Linked DNA regions of Homo sapiens: region 1 is linked to region 2. Evidence: read pairs that join two places in POLR2A ChIA-PET (ENCODE). Cell type or tissue: Panc1. All regions are shown on one strand. Each heading gives the region's core, and the rest is flanking DNA. Links, peaks and the distances in the headings are about the cores only.

The links. Peaks named below come from ENCODE experiments on the same cell type or tissue, not always from the same donor. Only the 100,000 strongest peaks of a DNase experiment are listed, where the experiment ranks them.
Region 1: POLR2A ChIA-PET joins it to region 2 with 5 read pairs; 2 of 35 experiments call an interaction of 5 or more read pairs at or near these places.

What each region holds. Positions count from the first base shown.
Region 1 is chr2:237,928,435-237,939,906 of GRCh38, reverse strand. LOC105373960 (a long non-coding RNA gene) reads left to right here and starts at 5,690. Exons shown (of 3, transcript XR_924046.3): 1 at 5,690-5,763. RefSeq lists an enhancer at 6,426-6,595. In Panc1, for the core only: no CTCF peak of the experiment used is centred there; a DNase peak (open chromatin) is centred at 3,916.
Region 2 is chr2:237,111,920-237,128,397 of GRCh38, reverse strand. No RefSeq gene overlaps it. Among named protein-coding and RNA genes, the nearest start is that of COPS8, 34 kb to the right of the region's middle. RefSeq lists enhancers at 1-296, 1,274-1,788, 1,789-2,304. In Panc1, for the core only: no CTCF peak of the experiment used is centred there; no DNase peak of the experiment used is centred there; H3K27ac peaks cover 962 bases.

The DNA of each region.
Region 1 (11,472 bases), core at 885-5,884, 820 kb before region 2:
ACTCGGCCCTCTTCAGTTTCCTATAAAAGCCTTGGCATTCAGTTGTAAAAATGGCAACCCTCTTCAAGTCCCCTCTCTGCAGCAGAGAGCTTTCTTCTTTCACTTATTAAACTTTTGCTTCAAACTCATCCTTTGTGTCCATACTCCTCAACTCTCTTGGTTGTAAGACAAAGAACTCTGGGTGATACCTCACAATGAGAGACTGCTCCATTGTGGTGCATTGATGAGACTCTAACACCATTAAGTGACACATACCTGTATATGTGTTCATACTAACTCATGTCACATATGTAACCAGCAGCATGTATCTACAACTATTTCTATATGTAGCTATCTGCATCTATAGTAAGCTAAGAATGAATTCATACTGATGTATAATCCATCACCACATGGATCATTCTAGCTTCCTCCCCTTGCTTTTGTGTAAACACACTGAGAAATGTAGCTTCTACCATCTGCCACTGTTTACATAATTGCTCTATTCCAGTATATTTGTAGAGCAGTATCTGAATTATTAGCTCATGCCTCCATAGCAAACAACTTTATTAACTAGACTACAGTGCTTTTGTGCAATTCCTTCTGTCTTTAGTCTTAGAGGTGCAACTCATTTCCAAGTTACTTAGGTCAGCACCTTCCCATCCCCTCCACCCCCACCCCTCCATCCCCTCCAGCAAAGTTGTTGCATGCATTTGTAATACAGTTTGTTGCGTAAACCAAAAATACAATTCTAAGCCTCCCAACTGACTGAAGAGACCCCTCCTTTCTACCAAGGGGGTCCAAAGAAACCTGAAAAACTACTTCATGTGATGACAGGAAAGAGGGGTCAGACATGCCTCATTATATTCTCCTCCCTTTGGAGTTCAGGCACAACTGACCAACACTAACATTAAAACAGAGGTCTTAAGAGTGACAAAACAGACTCTTTATAGTAATAAGATACCAAATTCCAACCTGATTCTAGTATAACATCACTTGACAGATAGTGTGTTCCTGAAAGAAATCAAAATATTTATCCATATATATATATATATATATATATATTTTAGACAGAGTTTCACTCTGCCATCCAGGCTAGAGTGCAGTGGTGCAATCTCAGCTCACTGCAGCCTCCACCTCCTGGGTTCAAGTGATTCTCCTGCCTCAGCCTCCCGAGTAGCTGGGATTACAGGTATCCACCACCACACCTGGCTAATTTTTGTATTTTTAGTAGAGATGGGGTCTCACTATGTTGCCCTGGCTGGGCTCGAACTCCTGACCTCAGCTGATCCACCTGCCTCAGCCTCCCAAAGTGCTGGGATTACAGGCATAAGCCACTGGGCCCGGCCCCCAAATATATTTCTTTTCTTTTTTTTTTCTTCTCGAGATGGAGCCTTCCTCTGTCGCCCAGTCTGGAGTGCAATGGCACAATCTTGGCTCACTGCAACTGCTGCCTCCCAGGTTCAAGCAATTATCCTGCCTCAGCATCCTGAGTAGCTGGGATTACAGGTGTGCACCACCATGCCCAGCTAATCTTTGTATTTTTTTTTTTTTTTTTGAGATGGAGTCTCGCTCTGTCACCCAGGCTGGAGTGCAGTGGCGCGATCTCACTGCAAGCTCTGCCTCATGGGTTCATGCCATTGTCCTGCCTTAGCCTCCCGACCGAGTAGCTAGGACTATAGGCGCCTGCCACCATGCCCGGCTAATTTTTTGTATTTTTAGTAGAGACAGGGTTTCACTGTGTTAGCCAGGATGGTCTTGATTTCCTGACCTCGTGATCGGCCTGCTTCGGCCTCCCAAAGTGCTGGGATTACAGGTGTGAGCCACTGTGCCCATCTGGAGTTTGACTTTTTAAAATCAACAACAGTTAGATTCTCTTGTCACGGTCGGCATTCCTTCCTGAGAGCCCCCTCCCCAACCTCCTAAATTATAATATCCGTAGGAAAGTAATAGACTTTCAACTATTAACAGATATCCTGCAATATTGCTGTAAACACTGATTCATTCTAGGAGTCTTTATTCTTTGGGATTTTCTACACAGACAATCATCTCATCTGTGAACAAAGACAATTTTGCCTCTTACTTTCCAATATGTATACATTTTATTTCCTTTTCTTGTTTTATTGCACTTCCTAGGACTTTGGTATGATATTGAATCATAGTGGTAAAAGGGGATATCTTTGCCTTTTTCCTGTTCTCAGGGGAAAAGCATTCAACTTTTCTTCATTAGGTATAATATTAGTTGTAGGGTTTTTGGGTAGATTAAAAAAAAACAAACTGACAAAGTTCCCTCCTCTTTCTGGTTTTATTTACTGAATTTTTTTTATCATGGATGGGTGTTGGTTTTGTCAAATGCTTTTTCAGCATCAATGAATATGATCATATGATTTCTTTTCTTTAGACTTTTGATGTCATGGATTGCATTAATTTATTTTTGAATGCTGAATCAGTCTTGTATACCTGGAATAAATATCATTTGATTTATGTTTAATTCTTTTCATGTGTTGTTGGATTCAATTTACTAATATTTTGAGAATTTTTTTTTCTTTTTTTGAGATAGAGTCTTGCCATGTCACCCAGGCTGGAGTGCAGTGGTGCAATCTCGGCTCACTGCAAGTTCTGCCTCCCAGGTTCACGCCGTTCTCCTGCCTCAGCCTCCTGAGTAGCTGGACTACAGGTGCCTGCCATCACGCCCAGCTAATTTTTTTGGTATTTTTAGTAGAGACTAGGTTTCACCGTGTTAGCCAGGGTGGTCTCGATCTCCTGACCTTGTGATCCGCCTGCCTTGGCCTCCCAAAGTGCTAGGATTACAGGCATGAGCCACCACGCCCGGCCATTTTTTTTTTTTTTTGAGACAGAGTCTCACTCTGTTGCCTGGGCTGGAGTGCAGTGGCACCATCTCGGCTCACTGCAACCTCCGCCTCCAGGGTTCAAGCAATTCTCCTGCCTCAGCCTCCTGAGGAGCTGGGACTACAGGCGCATGCCACCCAGCTAATTTTTGTATTTTTAGTAGAGACAGGGTTTCACCATGTTGTCCAGGATGGTCTCGAACTCCTGACCTCAGATGATCCACCTGCCTCAGCCTCCCGAAATGCTGGGATTATAGGCGTAAGCCACCGCACCCAGCCCTCTGTCACCTAAATTCTGACAAATTTAGAGAATATTGATTTGAAGGGATGGCAAAGAATTAACATGCCCCCACTGCCACCAGGTCCCAAAATGACTCAGAATTCCAGGGGTGCCAAGCACATTGGGTTCCATGCAAAGCATCTTGGTGGCCCTAGGAACCTGCCCCCACCTGTTTGCCATCTTTGTTTTTCGTTTTTGTTTTTGTTTTTGATTTTTTTTTTTGAGACAGAGTCTGGCTCTGTTGCCCAGGCTGGAATGCAGTGACTTGATCTGGGCTCACTGCAACCTCTGCCTCCCAGGTTCAAGCAATTCTTGTGCCTCAGCCTCCAGAGTAGCTGGGATTACAGGCACGTGCCAACCATGCTGGCTAATGTTTGTATTTGCGGTAGAGACAGGGTTTTACCTTTTTGGCCAGGCTGGTCTCGAACTCCTGACCTCAAGTGATCCATCCGCTTTGGCCTCCCAAAGTGCTGGAATTGCAGGCGTGAGCCCCCGTGCCCAGGCTGTGTGTGCTGTCTTGATCCTGATGGTTGCATCATCAAAGAGAAGATGGAATCAAACAAAGGGCATGATCTTCTTCTTGCAATTTGGTAATCATATAAAAGTAGTAGACAGACTTCCCTGTGCTAAAGAAAACATTAATCCAAGAATACTTATTAAAGCTCAATAAGGAAGACTTCTATTCAGGACCATCGGGATCACTGTAGGGAACACTTGCAGTGGGGGAGGGAGACTGCGCTCAACTCCGACTGCAGCACCAGCAAGCAGGGACTTGTAGCCAAGGAGCAGGGTGGGGTCAGCAGATGGAAAATGACTAAGAGGAAATGTCACAGGTGACAAGGATTCTGGAGCAACTGACCTCACAGGATGCTTGCTGAAGACAGGCCAGGGCAATCAGACATCCCCTGGGGGATGGTGGGAGATGAGGAACCTGTTCAGATGTGGAGGGTGATCGGCTCTCGAGAGGGCAGGAGTTCTGGCTAAACTGATTTAGCAGAGGGTTCTTTTGCTAAAACTGGATTTTCTGAGGAAGTGCACAGAGGGGCCCAGGGGAAGGAAGGTTTAGAAGCCTAACCAAAGTATGGTCAAGCAAACAATCATTGTCACTTTTAAACTGAGTTTTTCCCCCCCCACAATTTTTTAACTGCTGAATTTTAGGTCCGTTTGTTAACTAAAGCATTTATTTGTTTAATTGTTCCTGTAAATAAGCAATATTAGACTACATGCATATGTAAAAGGACATCTCTGTATGTCTCAAAATTCATAATAGGAAAAACAAAAGCACCAAAACAAGAGGAAAATAACCTCAGCTTGTAATTTGTAAATAAATACTCCCTATTTCTTTTCCCTGTTTGAAGATAATTAATGGCAGTCGACTCTGTAGCTGGTTTTGTTTTATAAATATGTTCTTATAGGAAGCTTGTCTTTTTTAACCTTTTTTTTTTTTTTGAGGCAGGTTCTCACACTGTCACTCAGGCTGGAGTACAGTGGTGTGATCTTGGCTCACTGTAACCTCTGCCTCCTGGGCTCAAGCCATCCTCCCACCTCAGCCTCCTGAGCAGCTGCAACTACAGGTGTGCATCACCACACCTGGCTAATTTTTGTAGTTTTTTGCAGAGATGGGAGGGGTTTTGCTACATTTCCCAAGCTGGTCTCGAACTCCTGAACTCAAGCAATCCTCCCACCTCGGTCTCCCAAAGTGCGTGGATTACAGGTGTGAGCCACTGTGCCTGGCCCTATTTTAAATTCTTGATTCTGTTTAAAAAAAAATCGTGACATCTTTTCTCCAAAAAAGGAGGGAAGAAAATATTTCCTAAAAGTAAAATTTTAAATGATGTTACATTTATTCATTCATTCAAAACTTCTTTTTTAAATGAGACAGGATCTTGATCTGCTGCCCAGGCTGGAGTGCAGTGGCATGATCATGGTTCACTGCAGCCTCAACCTTGTGGGCTCAGGCAATCCTCCCACCTCAGCCTCCTGTGTAGCTGGGACTACAGGTATGGGCCACCACACTCAGCTAATTATTGTATTTTTGGTAGAGACAGAGTTTCTCTGTGTTGCCCAGACTGATCCAAACTCTGGAACTCAAGAGATCCATCTGCCTAGGCCTCCCAAAGTGCTAGGATTACAGGCGATGAGCACTGCGTGGGGCCCAAAATATATTTATTGAACACATTCAACATCCAGCGTCTGTACAAGGCCATGGGTGCTCTGAGCAGAAAACAAACAGGCCAAATCCCTTCTTCATGGGTCTTAGACGGCAGTAGAGGAGGCCAGCCAGCAGGGAATGAGCACTCAGAGGAGGCGTGGTGGGGAAGGAAGCAGGCCGAGTGGGCCACAGGGAGGGCTGGGGCTGGATGGCCAAGGAGGGCTTCACGCTGGGCACAGACCTGAGGATGGTGAAGGGTGGAAGAAGTCATTCCAGACAGAGAGAACTGCAGGTGCAAAGGCCCTGGGGCTGTGCTTGGCTCACTTGAGGACAATGAGGTGGTAGGCAAGCTGCCTGGTGTAGGAGGGGCAGACAGTGAATGGGATGAGGTCACAGTGGATGCCAAACCTGCGCCATGTAGAACCTTGCAGGCCACTGCAGGGATTTGGGCTTTTACTCTGAAGTGGATGGGAAGCCACTGGCGGGATCTGAGCAGAGAAGACATGGTATAGCTGCTCTTTTAAAAAGATTACTCTGAGGGCTCCAACAGACTGTAAGGAAGAAAGGTGAAAAGTAAGGAGAGTAAAAGCAGGATTACAGCAGCTGTTTTGGTGTCTCGGAATGTGGTCTTTGTGGTGTAGGCAATGAGAAGTGATCAGATTCTGGGCTGACTGTGAAGATGGAGTGGACACGATGGACTGATGGGGTGGAGAGGGGTAGAAGGGGAAGAGACCAGTTGAGCTGGACTCTCAGTTTTGTGGTCTGTGTGATTTGGAGGATGGCGGTGCCGCTGCTGAGGCAGGGGAGAGGCAGAGAGGAGGAGCACGCGAAGCATCAGGCTTTGGGTCGGGCGCGGTGGCTCACGCCTGTAATTCCAGCACTTTGGGAGGCTGAGGCGGGCAGATCACTTGAGGCCACAAGTTCAAGACAAGCCTGGCCAACATGGTGAAACCCCGTCTCTACTAAAAATACAAAAATTAGCCGGACGTGGTGGCAGGTGCCTGTAATCCCAGCTACTCCTGCTGAGGCAGGAGAATCGCTTGAACCCGGGAAGCGGAGGTTGCAGTGAGCCGAGATCGTGCCACTATACTCCAGCCTGGGCGACAAGAGTGAAACTGTCTCAAAAAAAAAAAAAAAAAAAAAAGGAATAAAAGAAAAAGTGGGCTTTGGATGCACGGTCTGAGACGCCACTTTGTTCTTTAGTTTCTTCAGGTGGTTCAAAGTACAGGCATTTCTTCTTCATTTACAATCTAGGCTTTACGTTTCCCTGATTCCTGCTTTAAGGGCATCCTGTGAACTTAGGTATGTTGCATTTCCTTTTTTTTTATTTTTCTTTTTGAGACGGAGTCTCGCTCTGTCACCCAGGCTGGAGTACAGTGGCATGATCTCGGCTCACTGCAACCTCCGCCTCCCAGGTTCAAGCAATTTTCCTGCCTCTGCCTCCTGAGTAGCTGGGATTACAGATGCCTGCCACCATGTCCAGCTAATTTTTTGTATTTTTAGTAGAGATGGGGTTTCACTGTGTTGGCCAGGCTGGTCTGGAACTCCTGACCTCGTGATCTGCCCGCCTTGGCCTCCCAAAGTGCTGGGATTACAAGCATGAGCCACCACACCCAGCCTGGTATGTTGCATTTTCATTTTTATTCAGTTCAAAATATTTTCTAATTTTATTTTTGGTTGACTCATGAATTATTTAGAAGTGTGATATCCAGTTTCACATACTTGGGGATTTTCCAGAGATCTTTCTGTTTCTGGTTTATCATTTGATTCCACTGTGGTCAGAAAACATACTTAGTACAGCTTGCATTCTTCAAAAACATTTTTGAGACTTTATGACCTGCATTACAGGGGTGTCGAATCTTTTGGCTTCCCTGGGCCAATTTGGAAGAAGGAGAATTGTCTTGGGCCACACATAAAATACACTAACACTAACAATAGCTGATGAGCTAAAAAAAAATGCAATAAACATATTATTATTATTATTATTATTTTTGAGACAGAGTCTCACTCTGTCACCCAGGCTGGAGTGCAGTGGCATGATTTCAGTTCACTGCAACTCCACCTCCAGGGTTCAAGTGATACTTGTGTCTCAGCCTCCCAAGTAGCTGGGACTACAGGCATGCGCCACCATGCCCAGTTAATTTTTGTGTTTTTAGTAGAGACAGGGTTTCACCATGTTGGCCAGGCTGGTCTCGAACTCCTAACCTCAAGTGGTCCACCCACCGCAGCCTCCCAAAGTGTCTCATAATGTTTTAAGAAAGTTTATGAATTTGCGTTGGGCTACATTCAAAGCTATCTTGGGCCACAAGTGGCCCACAGGCTGCGGATTGGATAAGCTTGGCCTAGAATATGGTCTATCTCTGTAAATGGGTCCAGATACAAGCTCAGCAATTGCTGTTCTAAAATTCTGCACCTTCTATGTTTGTTTGTTTATTTATTTATTTATGTTTTTGAGATAGAGTCTCGCTCTGTTGCCCATGCTGGAGTGCAGTGGCACAATCTTGGCTCACTGCAACCTCTGCCTCCTGGGTTCAAGCGATTCTCCTGTCTCAGCCTCCCGAGTAGCTAGGACTACAGGTGCGTGCCACCACACCTGGCTAATTGTTGTATTTTTAGAAGAGACGGGGTTTCGCCATGTTGGCCAGGCTGGTCTCAAACTCCTGACCTCAGATGGTCTGCCCACCTCAGCCTCCCAAAGTGCTGGGAATACAGCATGAGCCACCGCACCCGGCCGGCACCTTCTACGTTTATTGTTAATTGAAAAACAGTCTTGAGCTGTGCCAAGGATGCCTGGGGATGAATAGAACTGTTTGGAGCATGTGCCTAACCTGTAACTGTGGCACTGCCACTGCAATGCATTGTGGGGGGTGGGCTGCCCCCACTTACATGACAACTGTGACAATCATTGCTCTGGAATAATCAGGATTCTCATTTGAGACTCCAGCTGGCTTTGATATTTCGTTTCTAGAGACTCACCCAGCAGTGTAAGAAAATAAACAAACTCTGAGAGGCTGTGAGTTTTGAATTGCAGAGGGTAAAACCAGAGCCAAAAGTTCCAGAGAAAATATTTCAAGCTTCGGGTGTGTTTGAGGAACTGAGAAGTCACAGAATAGCTGGAAAAGAGGATGTAGTGTAAAGTAAACTCAGCTGCACAGACATATGGTCTGTTGGTGGAACTGGAGTCCGACCAGATAATGATCATCAGCGAGGCAGTGCTCTGAAGAAGCCTCTCATCCACAGGTGGGGGTCCGGGCTGCTGCAAACAGTTGCGCAGGTGTGCGCTGCACAACTCAGGGCCACCGTTAACATCACACATAATGGCACATGGCAAAAGGTCCCATTAGGTACAGCCCTGTGGCTTTACCATGTTAAATGCCTTTCGTCTTTCTGGGCCAGTCACTGTGAATCTGAGTGCCTGTGAGGGCACAAACCCTGCACAGTTCCTCTGCTCCTGGCAGTGTAGCATCCCATAACTCCTCCCCAGGGCCCTGCCAGTGCCAGCTCAAAAATCTCCCTGTGGGAGGGTATGGCAGAAAGACCCTAGGGTTCATGCCCTATATAATCCCTTCCTCTTGAGTGTGAGTGGGACCTGTGACTTGCTTATAACCAGTAGAATATAGCACAGGTGACAGGATGTCACTCCCATGACTGAGTTACTATAGATACCTAGACAAGCCTCCATCTTACCAGCACACATTGGAGATTCTCCTTCCTGGCTTGATGAAATAAGGACCGTGTTATGTTATAAGTTCACCTAACAAAAAACCACTAACAAGGACCTGAGGGGGACCTTCAGTCAGAGGCCAGCAAAAGCCAGGGCCCCTTGGTCACATGCCCCACCCATTCAGTCCACTGGGCTGCACTGAGCTTGTGCACCAGCTCAGCCCGTAGCTGGGCCATGTGTGCCCCAGCCTGCCTGTGTTATAGCTCCTACCCACATTTGGTGGTTCCTGAACTCTTGTCTCATGTCCAGGAAGAATGAGGTTACCCTGACCATCGAAGGATGAGGAGGGCAGATAATAACTGTATTGAGTGATGGAAAAGTTCTCAGTGGAGAGGGGATGCAAGGGTTGTCCTCCACTCTAAGTTGGGTGGTCTCTCCTTCAGTGTGGCTGGGTCTGGGATTTTATAGGCTCAGAATGGGGAGTGTGTGCTGATTGGTTTGTGAGTATGCAAAAAAGGTTAAAACAAAGGCACTGCTCAAAGGTGGGCATGACAGTGTAAAAAACCAATTAGGGTAGGGTAGGTTTCTGTAAAATAGGTGAAGGGTGGGGATCAATCAGAGGAAAGTGCACCAAACGGGAAGACGGGTTCTCAATCTGGTCCGTGGATTTGACTTGTAGCTTGGCTTTCAGGTTTTAAACTGTCTTTGTCTTGGAGGTAGGGTTTCACTGGGGTTCTGCCCCATCTGCCTAGGCATGTGTCTGCCTCCTGCATCTGCAAGAGGAGGATGTGACCCAGCGGACACCTGGTGACAGCCTCATGAGACCCTGCCATCTCAGAGGACATAGCTGGGCCACGCCGGGACTTCTCACCAGCCGGGAAATATGTTACCCAGCGATATAAATGAATGCAGGGGGTCTTGAGAACACAGTCCAGTTGGAAGCAGAAAATAGGTGACTCGTCTTCAGATGGTGAACATGCTATTTGTACTTCAATTGTGTGTTTAGCTGGGGTGGCTTGGGGGTGCTGGTGGAAATTACAGTAGGCAAAGTCCCTGTGGGCCACCCCAGGACCCAGCAACTAGCCCAGCAGCCTGGAGGAGTGGGAGGCATGGCTGGGCCCTGGCCTGGGGAAGGAAGGGGATATTTGCTTGGAACATTCTAGTACAATTAATTGGAATGAAAGTGTTGTCATTTTAAGTTTCTGACAGTTTGGTTAGGTTAGACTTTAAAAATCGTAACGTGGCCGGGCATGGTGGTTCATGCCTATAATCCCAACACTTTTGGGAGGCCAAGGTGGGTGGGTCACTTGAGGCCAAGAGCTTGAGACCAGCCTGGCCAACATGGCAAAACCCTGTCTTTACTAAAAAATACAAAAATTAAAGGCGGGGCGTGGTGGCTCACGCCTGTAATCCCAGCACTTTGGGAGGCCGAGGAGGGCAGATCACGAGGTCAGGAGATCGTGACCATCCTGGCTAACACGGTGAAACCTCGTCTCTACTAAAAAATGGAAAAAAATTAGCTGGGCGTGGTGACAGGCACCTGTAGTCCCAGCTACTTGGGAGGCTGAGGCAGGAGAATGGCATGAACCTGGGAGGCGGAGCTTGCAATGAGCCAAGATAATGCCACTGCACTCCAGCCTGGGCGACAGAGTGAGACTCCGTCTCAAAAAAAAAAAAAAAAAAAAAAAACACACAAAAACAAAAATTAGATGGGCATGGTGGTATGCACCTGTAATTCCAGCTACTCAGAAGGCTGAGGCACAAGAATCACCTGAACCCAGGAGGCAGAGGTTGCAGTGAGCTGAGATTGTGCCAGTGCACTCCAGCCTGGGCAACAGAGGGAGACCCCATCTCAGCAAAAACAACAAAAAAAGAGGATACACAAATTTCCTTCCTAACCAGTACCCCAGTAACTTTCCTCTGAGTCAACCAATGTTGTTTCTCGTTTGACCTGCTAGAAAATTTCAGTGGACAAATTCGATTATTTTTATGTTCCTTTCACCTAACAGAATTTTGTGGGGTTAATTCCACATCAGTATTTACAGATCTGCGCTGTGCTTGTTAGTTCGTGATTGTGTTTTGTACTGGTGGATGCGTGGTTCCCTGCCTCACCCGCCCAGGAAAAAACATTCAAATGATCTTCTAGAAAAAGCCTCGGTTCAAGGTCAAGATGGTCTCAATTCATGCACAGCTGAAGCTATCGACTCTCACTTTCTGTGGTGACAAAGCCAAGTCCCTGTCAATTACACCCCAGAACCTGGAAGGCTCCTGCCGAAACCCACCCGATTGTCCCATAGAACTGATGTTTATAGGCCAGGTGCAATGGCTCACGCCTGTAATCCCAGCATTTTGGGAGGCTGAGGTGGGCTTGAGGCCAGGAGTTCGAGACCAGCCTGGCCAACATGGCGAAACCCCGTCTCTACTAAAAATGCAAAAACTAAAAAAAATTAGCCAGGTGTGGTAGTGTGCGCCTGTAATCCCAGCTACTTGGGAGGCTGAGGCGTGAGAATCACCTGAACCCAGGTTGCAGCGAGCCAAGACGGTGTCACTG
Region 2 (16,478 bases), core at 6,427-11,426:
TTAACCACTTCAAGAAGCTGGGTTTCTTCCAGGGGCTTTCTTAGGCAGCAGGGGGCATGCAGGGGAAAGGGGTGGAAAGAAAGCAGGGCCCTCTCTACTAGTGATGTAGAGAGGGGAATGCAGGGAGGGCGTGCAAGGAGCGTCCGTGGGGAGCTGGTGTCCCCATGTTGTGCGTGGGCCTTGGGCATACAGGGCCCATGTCGCAGCCCTCAGGGTCCCGATGGGGCCTCCTACATCCAGGACTGGAGAGGGGCTGCCACTTACACAGGAGTGTGAAGCTGCACTAGACTAGGGTCCTGGCCCCAAAGAAAACAAGAAGCTGGTTCAAGCCTGGTGCCAACACAAACCCTTTATCTGCCCTAAAAGTGAAGCTGAGGCCACCAGGCTTTCAGGTGGGCTTCAGCAGCCCCCAATGCTGATTCACACCTGCACCAGGCCTGCTGAGGGGGCTGCTGTCCCAGAGAAGGTGCGGCTTCGGGTTGTGCTTTAGTGCACAGACAGCAAGGGTACAACAGGAAGAAAAGACGCTGTAGGGAGAGAAAGAAGACAGGGGAGGGAAAGAAGATTTGATCCATGATTTCTGCCATGCAGTCAGTGCTTCCATACACAGATGTGTGCACACGTATATGTACGTAGGTCTTGATTTATTTGAGTATGAGCACATTTAGAATTTGGATGACACCAGAGTGGCTCAAGGCTTGCACTCCAAACTTGAAAGAAACAAATCTTTTTCTGTGCTAGAAAAATTTAGCCAATTAAACAAAAACACCAGTTCTATCTTTTTTTCTTGTAATGCTGAAGAAATCCATTTTGAGACTTGGGCATTTTTAATTTTCAATTTTCCCAAGTGCAGCAAATTTCTTTTCAGGGATTGACATTAAGGATATGTGGAGTGTCAAAATTCACATACGCAATGGTTCTTCAATTCTATTATGAAGTTAGAAAACAGATGAAGTACTTAGTGCCCCTCCCAATATTTGTCTAGACCAAACTAGACACAAAAAATGACAACAAAATAATTCAATTAACCAATACTTTTGAACAATGGAAAAACCTTCAGTTATTTGTGTTTTTAATTACAGGATGGATTTGTAAATGCCAAAGGTTCTGAATGTATTTTGAAGTTAATTCAATGATTAGTTTCTCCAATAAAACTTTTGCTCCCCTGGCAGACAGGAGCACAAGGAGAAAGAGGACCCTCGCCTTAGGGGTGACAAATGCTGGCATCTACGCACAGCCATTTGCTCTCATTGTCCCTGAGTTCTGGTTTCTCTTACCAATGTTTGCACATCCGAGTTACAGAGAGAAAGAAAGGAAAGCGCTGTAGCAGGAGCCGGGCTGTGATTTAGGCAGATCATATTCAGGTTGGTGTTAGCCAAATTCCATAACACGCAGACCCCTGGAGATAGGAAAAGGAGCACAGATTCCCTGAACAACTGATTCAACACACCAGCTCTGTTTGTAAAGCATTTCTATGCCCATAAACAGACCTGTGGATCTAGCATCCCAGCACTTTTACTTAGATGGAAAAAGTCTATGCTCTCATTCCAAGCAGGCACCTCCCTTCTTTCCTGTCCTCTGAGAAGACACACAGACAAGGGTGCTGGGGTTACAGCACAGGAGAGGTCGGAGGGTGCGTGGCTGGCACGTAACCGTCAGTGACTCTGAAAGGATATCTCCTGTCCGAGCCTTCAGCCTTGCCAATGTGCATGGGGCAAGCCCAGGGACTCTGCCAGCCCCTGGTGAGGGTCTGTGGAGACAGGGCCAAGAAACGGCTAGAACAGCCTCTCAGCCTGGCTGCTGAGCCTTGGTACGAGCAAATGTAAGGGGCGTGTGGCTGGTCCTGTCAGGTCAGCAGCCAGGGGACTCCAGGAGCCTTCCACAGCCAGGGCAAGCAGCTGCCCAAAGCAGAAGACACAGAACAGCCTGCAAGTCTCCTCAGCAGGCAGAAAAGTTGCTCATGGGCCTCTTAGCAAAAGAGAAGATGCTCACCAAATGTGCTGTTTTGGCTGAAGATATGAAAGCAAACCCAGTGTACCTTTGGAGGGAGAATATAGCTTCATGTAAATAGCCAGTAGCTTTCTAAATGTGCTCTCCAGAGCTCTGGGTTTCCTGAAAGTCCAGGAACGAGGCAGGAGCTTGGAGGAAATGTTCTTTGGTTTTCTATGCATGCATTGGTCTCTGAAGGGGCAGAGCAGCTCTGTGGCGCTGGACCCAAGACCTTTGGACCGTGGGTGGGGAGCGCCTGAAAAACAATAGCACGGAGCTGGGCAGAGCTCCCCTGGCCCAGCCGCTGTCTCAGGTTGAACATCTGAGACCTTGTGAAATGTTTGTAGGTAGCCAGATGGCCTTTGAAAGGATCTGGAGAAAAGGTCCCTTACATCAGTGTAAGGTAAACTCTGGGATGTATTTTTCTACCATTATCCCTGAACTCTCAACAAAATTGTATTAAAATATGTAGACTGGTTTCTGCTGTACTATGTTGGATTTGGGAAACAGGAGATGAGGTAGATCAATGTATCTGCCAAGGCCAGGGTGACGGCAGGACCAATGTCACTGAGAGAGCACAGCTTCACAGAGGAGCATGGTTTCATGTCAGGACAGCAGGGTAGCAGGTGATGCTCCAGACACCACTGGGAGACCTCTGTCAGGGGTGCTGTGCTTACAGCAGGCTGGCTTAGTTAGAGCAGTTCAAGGTAGCTCTGGCGGCAAGAGTGATCTGTTATATACAAAATGCGTAGAGATGGAAGGGCAATTAAGATTAAGATGATGACAGGCAAGACAGTTCAGATAGTGATTCTTTTGCTTTAAAGACATTGAAAACAATGGGTTTCCTTTCTAGATATCTTTCTTCCTACTCTAAGTTAAACACCAAAGAACAAATTCAACTGGAGAAGTGCGCCATCAAAGCATGCCTGTCTCTTTTCAGACGTCTGGAACTGGTTGGGGAATCAGGGCTCTGGGGGAGTATGGATGGAAAATCATGCGAGGAGTCATCGGGTGTCTGAGGCTGTTTTTCTAAAACCATAAAGACTTGGGTTCCCAAAGATGGTTTTGGAAGTTGAAGTATAAACCAGCCAAGGCTGTTAGAAGCCATGCTTCAGAGACTAGAAGACACTGTAATTTTTCTGCATCATTTTATAAACACATGCACATTGATTTTTAGGTCTGTCATACACACAGTGGGAGTCAGAGGACCTGATGTCCCCACACCAGAAAGCCAACTTTTCCCACTCTGAATGTCCCCGCATTCTCAGGAACAAACCTGCAGCAATGACCCCGAATGGTTTATCTCAGAGGTTTATTTTGGAACCTGAAGACCAGAAACTAGTTCAGTCCCTGCTCATCTTTCTCGCCCCGAAACCCTCTCCAGAGGAAGAAGAGCCCCCACTCATGTCATCCCCGCACACTGAGGGAGGCTGCGTTGGGCCCATCCCTCCAAGATCCACTCCACCCGTGTGGACTCCTCCAGGAATATTCTTCACAAGAGCAGTAGCTGCTCCTGGGAGTGCATTTTCTCTCAGATGTACCAGTGAGGGTCACCTGCATGAGTGGAAGCAAGACCATGAGATGCAGAGGAGGCAACCAAAGGGCTGCCCTTTTTCTGCACTGGCTCCCTGGGCAGCCTGTGGTGCAGCCCTGCCCTCAGCGGCAGCTCTGAGACATCGGACATTGCCTCTGTCACTTTACAGAGTACAGACTGATTATAGTTCAGGACTTCTCCCTTCTCTCCAATGCAAACAACACACAGAAAAAACGAACGGACTTGCTATTAAGTAAGAAGGAGGGGCACAGATGTAGCTCCCAGAATCAAAGAAAGGGATCTGCATGAGCTTCCAGTGCTGCTGTAACAGCTACTACAAATGCAGTAGCTTGACAATATCACATTTATTTGCTTAAAGTTCTAAAGGGCAGAATTCAAAAATGAGTCTCACTGGGCTAAAGTCAAGGTGTCAGCAGGGACATTTCCTTCTGGAGGCTTCAGCGGAGAATCAGCTTCTTTATCTAGCATGGTTTCGAGAGGATGCCTGCATTCCTTGGCCCATGGCCCCTTTTCTGTCTTCAAAGTGCATTGCTCTGACCTCTACTCCGCTCCCATCATCACGTGGCATTCTCATTTCTCTCTATCTCCTCCTGCCACCTCTCATAAAGAACTCTGTGATTATGCAGATGACCCATGTGGATAGCCCAGGGTCTTCCTTTTTTTAAGACCCTATCCTAGTCCATTTGTGCTGCTGTAACAAAATGCCACAAACTAGGTAATTTATAAATAATAGAAATGTATTTCTCACAGTTTTGAAGACTGGGAAGTCCAAGATCAAGGTGCTGGCAGATTCAGTGTCTGGTAAGAACTTCCTCTTTGCTTCTAAGATGGCATCTTGCTTCTGTATTCTCACTTGGCAGATGGTGGAAGGGAAAGAGGGACGAACACTGTGTCCTCAAGTGGCAGAAGAGATGGAAAGGCACTTTTGTAAGGGCACAGACCCATTCATGAGGGGCTCTGCTCCATGACTTAATCACCTCCTAAAGACCCCATCTGTTAATGTTGCCACATTGGTGATTAAGCTTCAACATATGACTGTTGAGGGGGCACATTCAGGCCATGGCAGATCCTTAACTTAATCACATCTGTAAAGTCTGTTTTGCCATGTAAGGTCTCATAGTTATAGGTTCCAGGATTAGGATGGGGACATCTTGGTGGGCCACTGTTCAGTTAACCATAGGTTCCAAGGTCAGAGATTTCAGGGACTGGACTCAGACACAGATCTCAGAGTCCCTGTTGGCAGGGGTCCCTCTCTTTGTCCCCAGTTTGCTGTTTCTCTGTGCGCGTTCATGATTTACACAGTTCTTGTACCCATTTCAGATTCTCCTGGTCTCATCTGTCCTTGCCGCCAAGATGGATTATCTGCAGGAACTTGGACCAACTTCACGGAACCTTCCTTATGTTCTGTTCATACTGCCCAGACCTGCCCTGGCTTCCCTGTTGCTCCTGAGGCAGAAGAGGCCTTTGGACTTACTCGGCCCCACATCTGTACAGTCCAGAGATGCTGGGGGAATTAACACCACAAAAGGTTGACTTTAGATCAATGTGAGACAAGTATTTCAACTATGATTGTGTATTTGTCAGTGCCTCTTTGTAATTCTGTGAGTTTTTTCCTTCATTTATTTGATAACATACTGTATAATAATGCACATTTTAAATTCTCATGTCTTCCTGGTTAACATTTTTATTTAGTCCTAATGTCGTGGGCTTCTTTGCTGGGGATTATGGTGTCAGCATCCTTTTAGGGATCATTTTTCTGCCTACCACAACTATGATTAACTTTTTGCCAACAATTTTGAGAATATAGGTGAAGTGTGTATTTTCTTGGGAAAAATCTGGTTGCTTATTTTAATTGGTAATACAGTAACACTTCCTTTTTGTTGATTCTTGATCTGGGATGTAAACATTTCTTCTTTCAGTGTTCAAATTTTCTTGTCATTTCATGTTATGTGTTTCTGTTGTAAAGTGTATATATATTTGAATTTTGTTTTATCATCCAATATGAGAGTCTGTTTTGTGAGTTTAGTTTCTTTATATTTATTGAGCGGCCATTAGCTTTGATTACTTGATACTTCCTTAAGTTGTGATTTCTAATGGCCATGTTTCTTTTTCCACATTTTTTGTTTCCTTCTTTTTTCCTTTTACTCCCTTAATGGTTTCAGAGTCACACACATTCTCTTGTCTACTGTATTATGTTCAGTATATTTGGCTCCTCTCTCTGCAGAGCTTCTGCTTCAGGAGGATTAGACTTACTGGCTCTATTGAGCCAGCCATAGCTGACTTTCTCTGGCTGATGAAACATATGTGAAAGTGACGGTGTCACTTCCAAAGAGAAGCAACAAGAGCCAGCACGTGGCTCCCCAGGTCTCTTCTCCCTCTGCTGAGTGGCACAGAGAGGCTGCTGGGTGGCCGGCATCCTAGAGTGATGCTGACAGAGAAGACGGCCTCTGCTGACCCCCAGTGGACAGGCAGCAGAAGCGTAAAAGAAACATTTGCTAGTAGTGTAAAGCACCAAGATCTGCAGGCCATTTGTTAGCGCAGCGTGGCTTAGCTTATCCTGACTGGTATGGTAGTTCCGATAAGCAAGTAGGAGGATTTTAAATGCCTTTATTTCACAATCATCTTAGATTGCTAGTTTAGACCGCTAAACTTTTAAATATAATTCAAGTGCTCTACAATGACTTTTCTGCTTCTAATAAATGTTTGACTATATTAAAATTGTTTATCAAAAATAAATTTGAAACTGTTCAATAAAAAGAGATTGATAGTTTAGATAAGGGTAGGGTTCTAGATTTACAGTGATTTTCATTCATCCCTGAATCTCAAATACCTTTCCAATAGCTACCACTAATATTAACTGTTATGATTACTTATTGGCTGCTTCCTAAGAACCCATCACTTTGCTAAGAGCTCCACATTGTTTTCTCATTTAATCCTCACAACAACCCAATTTAGCAATTGAGGAAACTATGACTTAGTGGCAGTTAAGGAACATATATATGAGCACAGCTAGTCAATATTAATAGCAGAGCAAGAACTCAAAGTCAGGGCTGCCTGATTTCAAAATTGTGTGCCATGCTGTTGTACCAATAAGCCCCTTCCATGGTACTCCACTGAAGAACAATGTGTGCCAATGCAAAGCAAATCTAGATCACAGTTGTTATTTCTATGATCACTCATCAAATATATACTTGCCCCTGTCTCCCATTATGAGTGGAGTCTACTTCCCTGCCCTGTGGGTTTTTCCCTTGTTCCTGTGCTTACACAGAGCATGGGATGTCAGCAGTCTTGTGAGGGGAGGATTGGCACAGGGCTGTGAGGTTTAGCTTGCCCTCCAGTGCATGGCTGATCCACTGGGAGAAGAATGTGGCCAGACAGCTGTGGAGCAAAACTGAACCCAGAATAGAGCTCAGAGTCAAGTCCCCCTGAAGGTTAGGCTGAAGTTGAGCCATCCATATCCTGCCCCATCAGCCAAGCCGTGGCTCTTGTGCTCACCCATGAGCATGAGAATACAGCTTTTTGTTGTAAGCCATTGAGTTTTGCCTCCTTTACAAATGTTATTTTAATTTTTTAAGTAGCACAGTAATGATTATTCCTGTTCCCAAAATGTTTTGTCACATCCTAGATTACTTCTTTAGAAAGATGACTAAGAGAAAAATTACTGGGCCCAGTGAATGGGATTCTTGAGGCATTTAATATGCTCCTTTCATCTGAACGTTTGACACTAAGGATTTCAAGATGTCTCTGTTTTCTTTCTGAAACTTCATGTCTAAGTGATCATTATTATCCATGGCCTCAGGCTCAAGGAAGCTCTCTGATTTCTTTCCTCTGTGTCAGTCGGTGAGAGAACTAAGACCACTAAGGTCACTGGCTTTGCCTTGATGCATCCACCATGCCACTGCGGGAACCTAGGCAAGCAAACACCTCACTTCCGCCATTTACAAAATGGAGACACCCAGCCCCATAGTTTTGCGAGGATGAAGTCACATATATTGAGAACACAGCAGTGTACTAAACTAAAATAAAGAACTTAATTCAAGCAATACATACACAGGCAAAAAATCACCAGCTCTCCGAGTTGGAGTCTCTCTTCCCCTTCTGATGACGAAAGGACTAATGACCACAACCTACTGGTGCACCTGGCATATCCACACCTGACTCCCAGCAGCTGCTGTCAGGGTGGACGTGAAGGCCAAAGGCTGGGGCTGAGCAATTTAGCATGTGGTTCTTTGAGAAATCTCACAAAAGCTTCTTTTATCACTTGAGGACACATCACCATCATCACCATCAGAGATGACCATTAGTTTTCATTAATGGCATTAATATATTAATATATTTCCCCACTTGCTTTACAAAAAATATGGAAGGTAGTTACCAAAAAACATTCAGGAGAAAGAGAATTAAGTACAAGAGCTGGGTGTGTGGGCAGTAAGTAGAGGGAAAGGGGAGCTGGCAAGTTGAACAAGAAGGAAAATGAATGCCACGTGCCTGTGAACAGCTGCTGGGCTCTGTATTCAGTTTGAGCTCTCTACAAGCCAAGGCAAAATGATGGAAGTAACCAATTGTAAGATACACAGTATCCACAAGGCCCTCTCTTGACACCCATATCAGAGAGCAATTTCTCACTTAAAACATTACTTGGTGATACAGGGCACAGCCCTTTCCATATTTCAGTAGAATACACGAGTCGTTTTCTCTGCCTCCTTCTCATACTGTCGCCCCAGAGGCACAGGCCCCAAGCAAGTGCACAGTGAGGGCTGAAATGGAGAGACTGTAAATCCTCAGAGCTGCTGCCCCAAGCATCAGGGTGCTCAAGAATCACTGGGGTCTTGTTAAATGCAGATTTGATTCAGTGTGTCTGGACTGGGGCTTCCAGGCGATGCCCAACTTGTGGTCCAGGAAGCACACTTTGAGAATATTTTTCACAACTGAACCTTTCATAAAACCTGGATACAGAGTGTTTGGGGTTAATTTTCTGATGAGAGCTGGGTGCTCTCACATTCTATGCGGCAGTCAAAGGCAGGGCCACATGGTTTGAATGTGCAGGGCCAACCTAACGGTCTCTGATGATATTAACAGGCTGGACCAGGGCTGGAGCTTGCAGCTAAAGCCACTGCACTTCTCCAAGCAGAGGGGCCATGGCACTGCTCACCCCCTAGCCATTCCCTTATGCCAACACTGCAGGTGACCGGCTTTTATTCTTAGTCGATGTCCAGGATAATTTTGTTAGGTTTTGTATATTTTAATTTTTGCTTAAATTTAGCATACATGTGGATTTGATCATTTAAACTGGTGAGTGACAAGTGTGTGACAAGCCCCTAAAATAACGCCTTGGCTGGGTCTTTTAAATAATTTTTGTTCTCTTCATCCTCACAAAATAACTAATGGGTACTGCGCTTAATACCTGGGTGATGAAATAATCTGTATAAGAAACCCACATGACACAAGCCTACCTATGTAACAAACCTGTACATGTACCCCTCAACTTAAAATAAACGTTAAAAATTGTTCTTAATTATTAGGAATTCAGCCTCTAATTCCCCATAGATTTTCTTCCTTGCCAAGTCTTAGTAAACTTATCCATTCCACTCATATGACAAAAGAACTGACGACTCAAGGGCCAAACAAACTATTTAAAAAGCAAGAACATGAAGAAAACCTTTTTTTCAAAAATATCTAATAACTCAAGAGCACTTCTTCGGCCCTTAGAAAAGACTTATTTAAGCCTTTGAAGGGACTGCGTTTCAGCCAGCAGTGATGGTGATCGGACATTCAAGGAATGAAGTGGTAGGAATGACCCTACACACCAAGTGAGTTATGGCAGCACATTGTAAACAACAAGACACCGGGTGACAGCGAGGAGTGAGAATCAAGCAGATGTTTGGCTCTGGCTAAGCACATGCTTTACACATCTCAACTCAAGAGGGTTTTCAAACACAGCATCAACCCCATGTGTTTGGTTTTCCTTGTCAGAGCCCTTCTGCTATCTTGAGGAAGGGATGGGTGGAAATACAGAAAAGCTGCCCTGCACAGATTCCTGCATCTACATCCACAGCTCCAGTCACATGAAAGACACCAGACGCAGCATCAAAACATTTAGCCAAGATAATGTTGACAATGTAAGATAATGTTGAAAACTAAAGCTTCCTAATCTTTTGAAGTTGGTCCATATTAAATTGCCTCAGGCAAAGTTAAGGCAGTTGAGGCCACACTCCCATATTTCCATTTACATTCTTTGTATTTTATGACAGAAATACATTGAAAATCTTGTTCACCAGTCTGCTAAAAATCAGGGTTATAAGGGGAGACATCCAACAGGCTTAAGGCTCCCAAATGGATTTGGAATTTTTTGGACCTTACTCGATTGACCTCATTCACTGCCCAACCTCACAAACAACCTAATTCAGTTTTCAAACCATGTTATTTAACCGACACAGGATAGCCATGAAGAGGTTCTTATTACCTTATGCATTATTATGCACTGGGCATTTTGCCCTTTGTCCTGAATTGCTCTTCTTAGAGATCAGGTGCAGGTGCACAATTAGGAGAACATTATTCAATCAAAACTGTTTTTGGCAATTCCTCCCATCATGTGACTCACAAGTTAAAAATGGTCCAGTTCCTCTTTCATTTAGAATGAAATCTTTTCCTGCAGCTCCACCCAGGAGAAAAAATCATGATTCACATTCAGGATGCACATATGCTGGTCAGGTGGGTGCACACAACATGCTCATTCAAGTCCACTCATTTCTTAAAAAGATGTCCAAAGACTCCTGGCTTCCCACTATCTCAATTGACCCAGGAGAATGTCATCAATCATTTACATGAATAAAATGTCCACCCTGGTTTTAGCTTGTCTTTAGATATTTGGATAAAACTACACAATCTTTTCCACTAATTTTGAAAGCTTCCTTTACTTAGAGAAGCAACAAATTCAGAGGAAAGTTACTACTTTGCTCAACCACAAATATGATGCAGATTACTCAAAAGTTATTGACTCTAGCAAAACGGCAAACCCTTACCTTTCTCCAACTGCAGTGATAGCAAGGGTTCTCAGGTGAGAGGAAATCCAGGCATGGCATTTGTTAACAAGGAGGTACTTACTCCAGTTCATGGGCTGCTCAGCTAAGAGGCAATAGATGCCTTTCTTCCCCCTGCTTTTCAATGCAGAGTTTAATTGTGGGTTGTAAAAATCCCCCAGACACACTAAAAGCTAGAAGACTCCTGGAAAACTGCTAATCTCTCCAGGAGGTGTATTTGCCCTTGCTGCTATCATTTGGATGGATGGGGGCAGTGGGGATGGATGCTATCAGGTGGAATTCTGTTCTTCCTGCTTTTGCTATAAAAGGTGGAGACAGGTTAAGGGGAGGGGAGTCCTGGTAACTGTCCTAACATAACCAGTGCCTGAACATTCCTTCAAAACAGCCTTGATCAGTGGTTATTGAACTTGGCTTCAACGGTATCTGACTGATGGGATCCTCACACTATCTGAGACCATCTAGACCATCACCAACTGATACGCACAAGTTGTGTGGCTACTGAGCACTTGGAATGTGGAAGTCCAAATTGGGCTGTGCCACAAATGTAAAATACACATGGGATTTCAAAGATGTAGTATAAAGAAAAGAATGTAAAATATCTCATTAATATTTTTGTATTGATGACATGTTGAACTAATAATATTTTTGATTGGCTAAATAAGATTGTTGTTAAAATTAATTTTATCTGTTTTTCTTTTTCACCTTTTTACTGTGGCATCCAGAAAATTTAAAGTTACATATGTGAGGTGTGTCTTCTAACTCTATTAGACAGTGCTGGTCTAGGCAGTTAAATAGCTCTTCTTTGTGTTGAGTCAAAACTGGTCTTTCTAACCTTCTTGATTTTGCCTTCTGAAGCAATAAACAAAATTATTCCACATGGTGGTCAGTCCAATATCTGAAGACAATCATCATCCCCACCCATCTTTTCTTCTCATGCTGAATAGCCTTTCCTTTTGCAAACATTCCTTCTATGACATGTGTTAAAAATTATTTATCCAAAACTTGGAAAATGTCAAAATGATTGTTGTTATCTTTCTGAACAATTTCTTTAATAAGCCCAGTTGACCTTCATTGAGCTCTCTCAGGGAGTGTAACTTTGATTTTACAGGGCTGTAAAACATCTGGTTCCTTATCAGTTACGGATAGTTGCTCTGAGTTTAACTTGCAGAAAGTAGAGAGTGAGAAATGTTCTTATAACCTGAGATGAAAGGCAAAAATTCTGCAAATGGATTTCTGGGAATTATGTGAGGACATTAAACTGAGCTTCTTCTCATGCCCCTGCATCTAGCTGTTGGGGACCTAACTCCATATTGGTTGTGGCTCAGTTTAGTGCATATTCCATCTCTTGGAAGAAAGCATGCCAACCCGTCATGCTAGTACAATTGCTGAGCCTTGAATAGGCCATTCCACCATTCTATTAAGCTAGATACTTCTGTGTAAGGAAAACTTAAAACCAATGAAACGGTCATGCACCCATTGTCACATCTCCCTGTTCATAAAATGGGTCTCTTGGACTGACGTGATGCTCTGTAGGATTTATTGTTAATAGATGAGACTTTTGTATGTTCTTAGAAGGTGGTGCTGGAGAAGGCACTCACAGTGCATGTAAGGCAAACCCATACTTGGAGTAGGTGCCAATTCCAGTAAGGATGTGACGCTGTTCTTCCCATGGTAGAAGGGGCCAATATAACCAACTACTGGTATCTTCAGTGCTGCCAAGTGGTATCTAGTTTCCTTCTGGAACAGTCATAGTTGACGGCTTCACATCACTCTGCACTGACTCCAGGTCCACAGAGGAAGAAGCAAGATCAGCCTTGGTGATGGAGAACTCACGCTGCCTGGCCCATGTGTAAACCCCATTCCTGCTACTATTATGACTCTATTTATGGACACATTGTGCCAACACAGGGATGAGTGAAGACAGCCTGGCCCACAGGCAAAAGACAAGTTAACTTGTCCACTTCATAGATGACTTTTTCCCGGTCTGGTGAGTGTTCTCTGGTGGGCATTGATGTGAAACACATAGATTTACTTACTGTGCGCCCACTCCTACAAGTCCATTCGTGATCTCTTTCCCAGACCTCTTTATCTCCAATTTCCTGATCTTTCTCCTTTCAGGCCTCTGATACACAAGCCTAGCCACTTGCCACTGTCTTATACCTAATGTTAAATGACGAGTTAATGGGTGCAGCACACCAGCATGGCACATGTATACATATGTAACTAACCTGCACATTGTGCACATGTACCCTAAAACTTAAAGTATAATAATAAAAAGAAACAGATGCAAAAAAAAGACAAAAAATAAATAAATAAAGTTCATTCTGCTGGCTGCTGCTACCTCTGTTCAAAGTGAATGGCCAAATGCACGGCTCAAAAATCTGTCCACTTGGAGTATTTCCCCTCACTGCTATCCTTTATGTCCACCACTGAGTGGGCTTGAAATATGGCAGGAGTGCATTTTTAGGCTTGTATCAACATGTCAAGCTGACCTGTTTGTGAATCAGGCCTGGGTTTTTGCTTCCTCCATCAGCAAGTCAGAAGAAACCTCCAATAAAACTATACATGTGAATTGAGAGAGAGGTGTTGGTACAACAGAGGTAAGAGCTATGAAAGTCTAGGTCACCTGATTAGCTATTTGTAATTGTACGTGCTTGGATCTGCTATCAAATTTACCATTTTCACTGACCAATAAATTTCTGCTGTACCCACAAACTTTTAAATCTGAAAATAGGCAGTTACAGCCCACCCATTGAAATCCTAATTTTGTTTTTCTTTTGGAGAAATTCTAGTTAATTCTTTTTCATATATGCCAGGCATGTTTTGATGTCTCTTGCTCACTCTTCATATTTTAATGTCTTGACTTTTAAAAATATTTGAAAAAATTATTTAAACATACACTTAAATAGTTTCGTAAAATAAACATGTTGTTAAACATGCTTTAACATACTTAAACATATAAAACATTTTCATAATTATAATTTCACACCCAATGTCTTTGAGGCTTTAATTCTATGGCTTTTAATTTATGCTGATTCCTATTCATAATGGCTTATTATGCACTGTTTAGTTTTGGATTGTGAACTCATCTTTCTTGGAACCCTATCTATGGCAATTCATTCAGGCATTGAGCTAAATATATTGCCAGGTATTTGCTTTTGTTTCCAGACAACCTTCTGAAGACAGACTTGTGTACTCACATCCCCTTCCCATTACTTCTTACTTGCTCCCCTACTGCAGAATCTTCTAGAGTGGAAGGATTTTTCTCTAGTTCATCTTTCCAAGGCATTATCTTTAAGATGTCCTACTGTATGTGAGTTGAATGATCTTACTTACCTCATCAAATATAAGGTTTTGTCTCCTGCGCCCTTCATATCAGTGGCCCCAAATAACAGAGGTTCTAGGCCATCAAGATTGGTGGCTCCAGTGCTAGAGTATAGTTGTTTCTGGCCTTTGAGAATGTCCCTATTTTACTGTCAGCTCATCGATGTATATTTAAAAATAACTTTAATACTTTAAATAGCGTTTTAGTTGTTCTAGACTGGGAGGTTTTCTCCAGACATTTAATTAACTATATTAGCAGAAATAGATGTTAACCTTATATTTTAGCATGCACATTTAACTTAAAGTTTAAAATTAATTTGTATCTTTTCCCCTACATGAACATTTCAAAGATTTAGGATTAACATACTGGACAATAATAGTTACAAGTTTGGAGGCATCTTATTTTTAAATGGTTCTAATTTAATAACTCTCAATCAAGGGTAGGGACGATGAAAATCTTCAGAAGACTTTTTCAAGTGTTACTACATGTAATGAATGTGTCGTATATGTTAATAATATGAAGGCCAAACAATGTTGAGAATTAAGTGTTCTCATTGATGAAATCATCTTCTTATAAAATTGGCTCTAGTATTACTGACCTATACATCCAACAAAAATATATATAAATATATATACAAAACTATATATATGTATATATTCTAAATTTAGTTTATGTTCTTAAAAGGAAACTTTCTTTTACAACCACAGTAAAATCAACAAAATCAGGAAAATCAGTGTACTATAAAATGATCTCATCCAAAGGCTGGAAAACTTTCTACATAGGGTCAAATAGTAAATATTTTAGCCTTTAAAGAACATACAGTTTGTGTTACAACTACTGAATTCCACTGTTGTAGTGTGCAAGTAGCTACAGATGATGCATAAATCAATGGGTGTGGCTGTGTTCCAAAAACACATTTGCAAAAATAAGCATTGACCTGGTTTGGTCCCACAAGCTATAGTTTGCCAACTCCTGATCTAATCTACAGAGTTAATTCTGATTTTGCTAATTTTCCAATCATGCGCGTTATAGCATTGCGTTGAGTTGTGCCTCTTTAGTTTCTTTTGATCTGGATAGTTTTTCAATCTTTCTTTGTATTTCATGAAATTGACATTCCTGAAGAATGCAAGATAGTTGTTTTTGTAAATTATCCCTCATTTTGGGTTTGTGTGATGCTTCTTCATTATTAGATTCAGGATTTACATTTTGGACATGGATACCACAGAATTGATGTGTTCTCTTCAGTGGTTTGTAGTAGAAAGCACATGATGCTGAAGTGACTCATTACTGGTAAAGTTAACTTGGTTAAAAGGGTCATCCACTAAAATTTTAGTATATTCTTCTTTAGAAAATACTTGTGGGAAGGGAGTTTGGGTCTGTAAATATTCTTAATTCCCAAGCTTTAACCCACTAGTTTAACGTCCATTGATGAACCTTTCCTGTATTAATTATTATCATTATGGTTTCCCAGTGGTGATATTACAAGTCCATTCATTCTACATCTGTTAGTTGGAACTGTTCTTCAGTGCTATTTATTTGTTTATATCCATATGGAATAATGAATTCTTATGTAATTGAACAGGTTATAATCCTTAACTATCATTTATTTTGATGCTCAATCTGTCCCTAATTTGGCCAGACAGATCCCCTTTCAAGCTGGCTCTAGTGTCCTGTTAGTATGTCTTCCAATTCTTTAAGTTCCTCCTTGCTTTCTGGCACAAGCTGTTTTAAGCGGTTCTCTACTTACAGACCTGAAACCAACTATTTCTCCAAGGAGTCCTGTGTCCTTTTAAAGAAATAGCCTTGGTTTCATTGATTTTATTAATTGTAAGGTTTTTATGTTGCTTATTTCTGTTCGCTTCTTTATCTGGGGCTTAATTTGCTCTTCTTTTTCTAAGTTCTTAAGATAGAAGCTTAGATAACTGATTCTAGATTTTATTTTAATAAAATAAGCATTTTAAAACATGAATTTCACTCCAAGTAGGGCTTTAATCCCACAAATTTTGTTATGGCTGTTTTGATTTTCATTCATTTCAAAATATTTCCTCGTTATCCTTGTAATTTCTTCTTTCACCCATGGGTTATTTAGAAGTACATTTTAAAATTATTGAATATTTGGGGATTTAAAATATATCTTCTGCTATTGATTTCTAATTTAATCCTGTTATAATCAGAGAACACATAATGCATGATTTCTAACCTTTTAAATGTATCGACACTTGCTCTGTGGCCCAGCATATGGTTTATCTTTGTGAATGTGTTATTCTGCTGTTGTTCGGTGGAGTGTCAAGTAGGTTTGCATGGTAATAGTGTTGATCATGTCCTCTATATCCTTATGTATTTTCTAATGTTCTGTTAATTACTGAAAAAGAAGTATTAAAATATCCAACTGTAATTGTGGCTTTGTTGGTTTCTCTTTTCAGTTCTATCAGCTTTAGATTCATGTATATTTGAAGCTCTGTTGTTGGAGGCTTATACATTCCGGATTATTATGTCTTCCTGATAAACAGGCCACTTTATCATTTTGAAAGGTCTCTCTTTATCCTTTGTAACATTCCTTGTTCCAATA